Regions from separate parts of the Homo sapiens genome. Here region 2 is linked to region 1. A link is a loop called in an ENCODE intact Hi-C map of the cell type or tissue named here. Cell type or tissue: heart right ventricle. All regions are shown on one strand. Region 1 overlaps LINC02452 (long intergenic non-protein coding RNA 2452). Region 2 has its middle 42 kb from the start of TRD-GTC2-8.

The links. A loop is a pair of places that touch in the nucleus more often than their neighbours do. Peaks named below come from ENCODE experiments on the same cell type or tissue, not always from the same donor. Only the 100,000 strongest peaks of a DNase experiment are listed, where the experiment ranks them.
Region 2: it touches region 1 in a loop (6-fold over the local background); 5 of 110 quality-filtered maps call a loop at or near these places.

Annotation. Positions count from the first base shown.
Region 1 is chr12:96,163,215-96,168,214 of GRCh38, forward strand. LINC02452 (long intergenic non-protein coding RNA 2452) reads right to left here. Exons shown (of 3, transcript XR_945239.3): 2 at 2,093-2,217; 3 at 1-34. Among named protein-coding and RNA genes, the nearest start is that of LINC02452, 6.8 kb to the right of the region's middle. RefSeq lists a silencer at 3,077-3,371. In heart right ventricle, no CTCF peak of the experiment used is centred here; DNase peaks (open chromatin) are centred at 2,077, 2,367 and 2,502; H3K27ac peaks cover 4,764 bases.
Region 2 is chr12:96,075,812-96,080,811 of GRCh38, forward strand. No RefSeq gene overlaps it. Among named protein-coding and RNA genes, the nearest start is that of TRD-GTC2-8, 42 kb to the left of the region's middle. In heart right ventricle, no CTCF peak of the experiment used is centred here; a DNase peak (open chromatin) is centred at 2,650; H3K27ac peaks cover 4,030 bases; H3K27me3 peaks cover 579 bases.

The DNA of each region.
Region 1 (5,000 bases):
AGAAGAGCCCAACTGCTTCAAAGGGCACAGGGACCTGGGCAAGCACCAAGGAGAGAAAGGAAACATTGGGGTTGAAGGAAAGCATTGGTTCATACAATACAAGGAGGTTAAAATATTTTTCTCCCACAGATCTCATTTCTGAGAGGCTGATTTTAAGTTGGTTGTCTCACTTGCGTGGAAACACTCTTTCTATCTACGTGGCTTTTGGCCCGTCTATTGACATCCATATTTAGAACATCAGTTGGGTACCCAAGGATGAGCATGAGTGGGGCAGAGGCGGGTGGCTCCCATCAAATACAGCCCAGGGGGTCAAGAAGCAGGGAGCTCTGGGAGCACAGATACCTCATGGGTCCCCTAGGACCCACAGGGAGGAAGGAGTCTGGAACATTTTGTCCTGCCTGCAAATATCCTCACACAACACAAGAACCACAGGCAGCCACCATGGTTGCAGTGGGTGTGAGGAGCTGGAGTTCCTAAACAAGATGGGGCAGGAGCATGACCTCTTTGGTCTTAGTCAGGACCCTGGATTGAGGATAATGTGACCTGGGAAAACCAGGACCCCACTAGGGTGGAATCAAAATGCTGTTTCTGCTTCTTGTGCTCTTGAGGGTAGTTGGAAATGGATTGTTTCAGGGCTCCATCTAGCAACTGCCCAGTTTCTGAGTCTAAGCTCCAACACGAAGTGTTGACATTGAGTAGGAAGGTCCTTCTGTTTATGGAATACTGTGGTTTATGTAATTCCTATGTTTAAGCTTTTTCTCTAGGTAGTAAAATGATTGATCCCCTCAAAATAGAATCATCTGGGGTTGTTTTTAGATGAAATAAAGCATCTAGACAGACCCTGATTTTTGTTCAAATTGGCTGAATTGGCTGAACTGGGTTAAGTGGAAAATACTAGGTCAACCACAAGCCCACTATGAGTCTTGAGAAATGGACTTAGCTTCTGTCTGGATCCTGTATTACCCTGCCTGAAACATATGCTCTAAGGCAGCTGTGAAAGGGAACTGTTTTGATTTATGTGAGACCCTGAGCGAAGGATTTCAGTTCTCTGAGTGTCCACGCCATTGATGGTACATGCAAACTACACACACTACACACAAACACACACCACATTCACACACACTACACACACACACACACACACCACATTCACACACACTACACACACACACCGCATTCACACACACCACACACACACACCACATTCACACACACACCACATTCACACACACTACACACACACACACCACATTCACACACACTACACACACACCACATTCACACACACTACACACACCGCATTCACACACACTACACACACACACCACATTCACACACACTACACACACACACCACATTCACACACACTACACACACACAGCACATCCACACACACTACACACATGCACCGCATTCACACACACTAAACACACACACACCACATTCACACACACACACACCACATTCACACACACTACACACACACACACACACCACATTCACACAAACTTGTTGGAGTCAGTCAAGCCCCACAGCCCTAAAAGGCACTTCACAAAAGGGTGAATGAGAAGAGAAAGCAAACCTGAGATTCTGTGGGGCAATTGACACCAATCCCCCGTCCCAAACATCCCCATTTAAATGTGATTAATTTGCAATTCTGAAAGATGTCATTTGTGTCAATCCAGGAACGCATTCATTTTGGGGTGAGCGGAAATGTCCCCAATTTCTGGTGGTAGCGGATACATCTGAAAAATGGAATCGAATCAATTTTGCTCCCGAGAGGGACAGGTGGAGGACTCCTATTTCCTGCCAATTCAGTTGGAAACAATGAGGAGAGAGGAAAAAAAATGGAGCCCTCCCTTCTCTTTCTGGCCTTAGACATGAACTCCTGATAAGATCCTGGAAAACAGGCAGCGTTTTTAACAGCCGGTTGCCCTCTTCAGCTGAGAAAACAGCACGAGCCAAAACTAGGAACCGGGGCCACCTCTATTGTGAATGTGGCCAGGCTGACTTATTGTCGCCAAACAGCAAATCATGAAATGACTGAGATAAGGAATATAATCACATTTTCACATGAACCTTACATTCTTACCTCTTCTATAGGAAAGGATATCCCTGCAGGAAGGAGGAAGGTGGGGCCTGCCCATGTTCTGCAGCAGGGCTGGGACTGCATTGTCCAGGCTTTTGTAGGGACACAGGAAGAGGGTACGGAAGTTTCTACAGGAAAACAGAGAAAAGTTCAAACATAAACAGCATCCAAAAAAATTTACCAACAGCAAACTAGATTTCCTCTTTGGGCCTCCCATGCTTCCATGCACCCCTGGACTGGCAGATTTTAATCTTGGATTCTGTTCACCTTGGTAACCTCCAGCGCGTGTGATTATGCTGTTTCCCTACTTATTAAGTTAAAAGGATGTGTTTTCTATGGCAATGGAGACAAAAACAATCTCTTTCCAGAGACTGTATCCTGGCCTGGCCGGAGACTGTTCTGTCTTTTCCATTTGTCATTTCTGGGGAGGGCATGAGCTTTCCTGAAGTTCCGTGTGTGATAGGGCGGCTCCCTTTCAGGAGCATTTGAACAAAAGCTGAAAGTGGCTACATCATTGCTTCCCACGAGGCAGGGGTTTGGTTCGGCTCCCTGGTTTCAGCCAGAGATGAGCTTTGAGAAACTCAACCATAAGGGACACAAGAAATGTATCCTCACTCCACCCCCAAGTAACTAGTGAGGGCTGGAGTTGTCCCTTTCCACCCCGCTTGCCGTCTGTCCTCCCACCCCCCAGGGCTCAGAAGAAGCTGCCACAGGAATCTCGGCTGCCCACCCTGAGGCCGCACAGCTCTGGTTTTAGGGTTATGAAAACCACGGCTCTAACAGGGAGAATTCCATCACTAAATCTGAAAGAAGAGGGCCTAGATGAAACCAGGGAGCAGCTTTGGGGACTCACGCCACCTTATGCCTCGGCCTTGTGTTTTAAACCAAGTCGTTCCTTTCTGCCTCTGGTTACATAGATAGGTGACAAAAAAAAAATTATAGAAAAATGTTATCAGATTCCCTGGTTTTGGGAAGAGGGGCGTGAGGGAAAAGGCCTTCTCAAGGGCAAACTTTGAAATGTAAGAAGTTTCTCTCCACTCTTCTTCCTGACTGAAAGGCTTCACATTGGCTAGGGATCACAGAAGTCACTTCCACACTCGCTGTAATGGGGACTGCCAGGCACTAAAAGGAGCATCCGTCACCTCTCAGATGGGGCCAATCACACATTTCAGGAGCAAACAGTTACAGTTAGTAGACAGATTTCCTAGACACTTGCCCTTATGGGAAATTAAAGTACCCCCTACCCCCCTCAAAATAGCTCATAAGTCTAAGGATCTTCCCCAGCCCATCAGAGGATGGAGTTCTGAGTGGACTGTGCTAGATTTTTAGGGGATATCTTTTTCTGAATTGCTTTTTCCAGAACGAATGACTTCCATTATGTTCAGCCAGGGACCAATTTTTCACTTAAGTATGTAAAGCAAAATATGACTTTTTCCCTGGATATGTTACAACAGAAAGCTTTCCTGACAGCTGCCAGGCAGGTGATTAAAGCGTATTATATAAAAGCCCAGGTACAAGTAAGAGGGTGACCTTGAGTTCTCAAACCAGTGTAAAATGCTATTTAAGATGGATTCAGAGAGCTCTGCTGTGTGTAAGGAATGCCTGCATTTTCAGAAAACAGCAGATGAAGACTCATTCATGCAACACACACGTATTGAACAGCTGTTGCCCTCCAGCCCTACATTCATTCATTCATTCATTCATTAATGCATTCATTCATTCATGTGTTCATTCATTTATAGAAGGTGCCAGGCACTGAGTTACATTTGAAGAACAATCAGGGGTGATTTTCAACACATGTAACAGGAAGGCTTTCACCCTAACTCACCAGTTTTGTTTTTCAGGGTTTCAGGAGGACTTTGGAGATATTGCTGGGCCTGTGCTGGAGGCCCTTTGCTCCTGTGTCAGGTGTTAACCCTTGAGTCACTTGGTGCATTTTGATATTTTAGTAACCACTACAGCTTGCCAGCTGGCTCAGTCCTGAATACAGTAATATACAAGTCCTTGATCTCTGGAAGCCAGCATTTTAGAGTCTGCTACATTTCCAGAAAAATAAGCCTGAGTCCCAAGCTGACCTGAGCCCAAAGTCCTGCATGGGCTTCAGGAGGTTCTCAACTCCCATGAAAAGGAGGCAGCAAGGGCCCTTCTAATCCAAGGCTGAGCATCAGATGGAGCTTGAGCGAGCCAGGGAGTCCTGCTAAGGATGATGAACCAGGAGAGGGACTCCCCTGGCTCTCCAAGCTCTGTTTCTCACAGGACCCAGTAGGGCTGTGGCCTCCACCTGTGGAATCAGGCCTGCCACACTCCAAGACCAGCAGGCCTCTGAGCAGGGGGTCTCTAAAATAGCCCAGCAGATGACTCAGTTCCAAGCTTCCACTTTGATGGTAGGGCTTCTCACCTGTTGCTTTTCTTACAGCCAGCTCTCTTCATACATTTAGGTTACCTGCCTGGCCCCTATGGACATGTGATTCCTCAGCTACCCTCTTCCTAAACACAGGTTTCATTTAGAGTCAAAGTTAGAAGCATATTAACCTAGGCCTGAGCCTGTCTTAACTTATTTTACCCGTAATGAGGGTGAACAGTCATCATTATTGCTCTGATAAAACATGTACAGGAAGTCTAGAAGTATGCAAGGGGCTCACCTCTCTGGTGAATTGTCAGCAAGTATCAGGTTAAAGGAAAACAGTGAGAAGAGAAAGCAATAATGGGCAAATTTAAAGTAACTATTGGAGAAAGCTTATAACAATTGGGAAGAAAATCTTGGATTCCAACAGCCCCAAATCATGTAAGACCTACAATTTCTACATGAGTACCAAACAATCAAGTTATTAGGTTATTAAATGAAATTCACTATGATTACAAATAGTTTCCTGTAAAAGTCCAATATTGTATAAAATATTACTATAAACCA
Region 2 (5,000 bases), 87 kb before region 1:
CAGGTTCATTCGTGTTGTCACAAGTGACATAATTTTCCTCTTTTTATTTTAAGGCTGAATAGTATTCCATTGTATATATACATTTTCTTTATCCATACATCCATGATGGACACTTACTTTAATTCCATATCTTGGTTACTGTGAATAATGCTGCAATGAACATGAGACACAGATATCTCTTTGACATACTGACTTCATTTCCTTTGGATATACAATCAGTAGTGGGTAGCTGGATTGCACGTGCCTTCATCCATTTGTCCTGCTACCACAAAATACCTGACACTGGGTAATTGATTAAGAACAGAAATGTATTTTCTCTTTCTTTTCTTTCTTTTTCTTTTTTTTTTTTTTTTGAGATGGAGTCTCGCTCAGTCGCCCAGGCTGGAGTGCAGTGGTGCAATCTCTGCTCACTGCAAGCTCCACGTCCCGGGTTCATGCCATTCTCCTGCCTCAGCCTCCTGAGTAGCTAGGACTACAGGCGCCCGCCACCACGCCCAGCTAATTTTTTTTTTTTTTTTTTTTTTTTTTTTTTAGTGGAGACGGGGTTTCACTGTGTTAGCCAGAATGGTCTCGATCTCCTGACCTCGTGATCCACCTGCCTCAGACTCCCAAGGTGCTGGGATTACAGGCGTGAGCCACCGCTCCTGGCCAGAAATGTATTTTCTCACAGTTGAAGAAGCTCAGAAGTCCAAGATCAAGGCTCCAGCATTTGGTATCTGATGAGGACTGCTCTCTGCTTCCACAATCACGTCTTGTTGCTGTGTCCTTGTGGCAGAAGGAAGATGAGAGTAAAGCCTCCCCCTCAAGCCCTTTTATAATGGCCTGAATCTCATCCATGAAGGTGGGGCCCTCATGACTTAATCACTCCCCAAATGGTCCCACCTCTTGATATCACCACCATGGGGATGAAGTTTCAACATGAATTTTGGAGGGGACATATTCAAACCATAGCAATATGCCAGTTCCATTTTTAATTTTTTGAGACACCTCCATACTCATTTCCATAGTGGCTATACTAATTTACATTCTCACCAACATCATACAAGGAAGAACAAATACTTTGTAAGCATAAGTATGTCCTCCAATGCAATGTTTGGGACATAGTTATCCTTAAAAAAAAAAGTGTTCCTCCTTTATTTTAAATTCAAACTTAATGGAACACCCTGAATTTTGATTAGCCAAATCTGGCATCTCTGAAATTTTAGAAATTTCTACTGATGGATTTTCAGACTTTGTGGGTTTGGAGAACACTTTGTGTCCTCTGGGACATGCACCGCCCCACCAGCCTTTTCCTCTGTGGAATACTCAGTTTCCCAAATGACTGTGCAGCTTCAAATACCACAAGCCTCAAGTTTGTAACAAATGGCCTCAGGCCTGGTTTTATTTGCTGATACCCTGCTGGTGGCAGCGGTAGCCCCTGCAATTTACACCAGGTGGGAAACGGGCTGCAGCATCCAACCTTCCTAATGGAAACAGGCTGTGATCCAATGGAGTGTGAAAGGTGCTGAGCTCCACCCACTCCTCAGCAACCCGGTTCCTTAGGAAGAGCTCTCTGCGGGCAGGACCTGGTTCTGGGAGAAAACTTCCCGGAGTTGCTCAGAAGTTGGCCCTTCTGGATTTTGACATTTCCTCCCACCTTTGTTCTCCTGGGTTTTCTCAGGCCAAGGAGGGCTATGTGAGGAAGGAGTCAGCCCACAGCAGGGAGATCTTTTATAAACGGGAACCCAACAAGGCCAGATTATATGCCCATGGTGCCAAACTGGACTTTTAAATTATTATTATTATTATTATTATTAGAGACAGTGTCTTGTTCTGTCACCCAGGCTGGAGTGCAGTGGTGACATGATGGCTCATTGCAGCCTCAACTTCTTGGGCTCAAGCGATCCTCCCACCTCAGCCTCCTGAGTAGCTGGTACTACAGACTCGTGCCACCACACCTGCATGATTTTTAAATTTTTTGGAGAGATAGGGTCTTGCTATGTTGTCCAGGCTGATCTTGAACTCTTGGGCTCAAGTGATCCTCCTGCCTCAGCCTCCCAAAGCATTGGCATTACAGGTGTAAGCCACTGCGCCTGGCCTGGACAACTATTATTAATGCCCACTTGCCTCTGTTAAGACTTAAACTCAAATACTGGACGAAAGGAAGAAAAGAACTCTCTGTTGACTTCTAACCCTGGGAAATGACTGGCAAGAATGGTAATAAACAGCCCCTTTCCACTCCTCAAGTCCACCAGTCAGTTCCTTTGCTTCATTTACTTAAAGATGTAAAGGAGTTGGGGGGAAAAAAAAAGAGGGGGGGCTTGATCCTCATGGTGAGAACCACACACCCACACCCATCCTACCCTGCGAAGTTCAAACAACTGTGCTATAGGCTGGGACGGCAGGCTCGTTATGCATGTCTCCCTGGGCGGAGGCAGTCTGCCAGACCCCCGAAACACACAATACTTTGGCTCTTGGTCAAAAACACCAACATTCATTGCTGACAATATCCCCACCTACCACCGGTCCCTAGCCACCCCTTCCTGGAAAATGTGATGGAGGAGGGAGAGTCGGCCAACTCCAACACCACCTGGCCCTCAGCAGCAGACCTGGACGCTGGCCCGGAAGCAGCCCTGGCCCGTCCGTGGACAGCTCCTCGGGGGTGTGCATGGAGCAGCATATCCTTCTTCTCACAGCTTCAGCTTCCTGCAAGGCTGCGGAGTCACCTCTGTTGGCTTGGACCTCTCTGACCTCAGATGACATGGGAAACGGAGGCCAGTGGGTGAAATTGGGAGGCTGAGCTGTGATGTGCCACTATCCGGCATAGGGTGGGACACATTGTCCCTGAAAAGGGAGGCTAACTTCCCACCCCACCCAGCCACAGCACAGCCTTTCCAGGGGGAACCAACCCACCCCCTCTCCCCGTCTGGCTCTGAAAATGTGTGCCACATACTGTAGCCCAGTTGCTGTCGGAGGCAATTTGAACTCAACCAAGGAGCTGACACTCAGTTCTTTGTCTACTGCTTTAGGAAGTCTTAACTCCCTTTAGAATAGCTGGGTTTTGGAGGCTTTTTGGGGAGGGGACTGATAGATATAAAAGCATACTTTCAGAGGTTTGCTTACTAAACAATGTCATGCTGAAAACTCACAGTGATCCCAGCAGCCGCTAACTGAAATCATACACTCGAATCAATTTTTGCTAATCCAGAAATCTGGCAGACTTGTCCAGATCCCAAAGGAATAAGAATATAAATGTAATTTGGCTCATTCAACATGGTCCTTAAAAAGACTAAACAAAACAACCACTTATGTAGTAGGAGAACCTAATAATAAGACAGGCCTTCCTTCTTTGGTAGACTCAGTAACTGAATTTTCCTCTTGCACACAACTGTTTGGGACCATTAAGATTACCAAAGTGACAGAGAGAGACTCTATTTCTTCTCAGCTTTTCTGAGAACCTTTTTGGAGGGTCTCTTATGTATTAATATACCTCTGTCAAATTTCTCCTCAGCCTGGGGCCCCCTTCGGTGTTGCTCTCCCCCCGAGGAACACTCCAGGCTTCAGCTTAAATGTTCCTTCCTCAGAGAAACTTTTCCTGACCACCCCCTTCAACCATGGCTTAGCTTCTCCTGTTACGATTTTTTTTTTTAGATGGAGTCTCGCTCTGTCACCTAGGCTGGAGTGTAGTGGTACAAACTCAGCTCACTGCAACCTCTGCCTCCCGGGTTCAAGAGATTCTCCTGCCTCAGCCTCCTGAGTAGCTGGGATTACAGGCACGCACCACCACGCCCGGCTAATTTTTGTATTTTTAGTAGAGACGAGGTTTCACCATGTTGGTCAGGGTGGTCTCAAACTCCTGACCTCATGATCCACCCACCTTGGATTCCTAAAGTGTTGGAATTACAGGCCTGAGCCACCACGCCCAGCCTTCCTTTTTTTTCTTTTCTTTTTTTTTTTTTTTTTTGAGATAGAGTCTCACTATGTCACCCAGACTGGAGAGCAGTGGCACGATCTTGACTCACTGCAGCCTCAGCCTCCTGGGCTCAAGTGATTCTCTCATCTCAGCCTCAGTAGCATGGACTACAGACGCACTCCACCATGCCCAGCTAATTTCTGTATTTTCTGTAGACTCAGGATATCGCCATATTGCCTAGGTTGGTCTCGAATTCCCAAGCTCAGGAGATCCACCTGCCTCGGCCTCCCAAAGTGCTGGGATTACAAACACGAGCCACCACGTCCAGTCCACCTGTTACGATTTCTTGTTGTTCTTGTTACTGTTGGAGCACTTAACTACTAATGACATTTTCATCTTTAATTGTGTGATGATGCATTTAATGTATGCCTCCTTTCTAGACTATAAGCTCCATAAGAGCAATGTTATGGGTCAAGTTATTCCCCCAGCCTCCAAAAAAGATGTTAAAATCCTAACCCCTGGTACCTCAGAACATAACCATAGTTGGAAGTAGGGCCATTGCAAATGTAATTAGTTCAGATGAGGTCATACAGCAGAAGAGTGAGCACCTAGCCCAATATGACCAGTGTCTTTATAAGAAGACAGCCTTGCTGGGCACAGTGGCTCACACCTGTAATCCCAGCACTTTGGGAGGCCGAGGCAGGTGGATCACCTGAGGTCAAGAGTTCGAGACCTGCCTGACCAACATGGTGAAACCCTGTCTCTACTAAAAATACAAAAATTAGCTGGGCGTGGTGGTGTGCACCTGTAATCTTAGCTACTCAGGAGGCTGAGGCAGGAGAATCGCTTGAACCCGGGAGGTGGAGTCTGCAGTGAGCCAAGATCGCGCCACTGCACTCCAGCCTGGGCAACAAGAACGAAACTCCATCTCAGGAAAACAAACAAACAAACAAACAAACAAAAAAACCGACAGACTTGTGAAGATGCAGACATGTAGGGAGAATGCCATGTCATGACAAAGACAGAGACTGGAGTTACATAGTTGCAAGACAAGAAAAAGCAACAAAAGTTAGGAAGAGGCAGGAAAGATTCTCCTATGGCTTTCAGT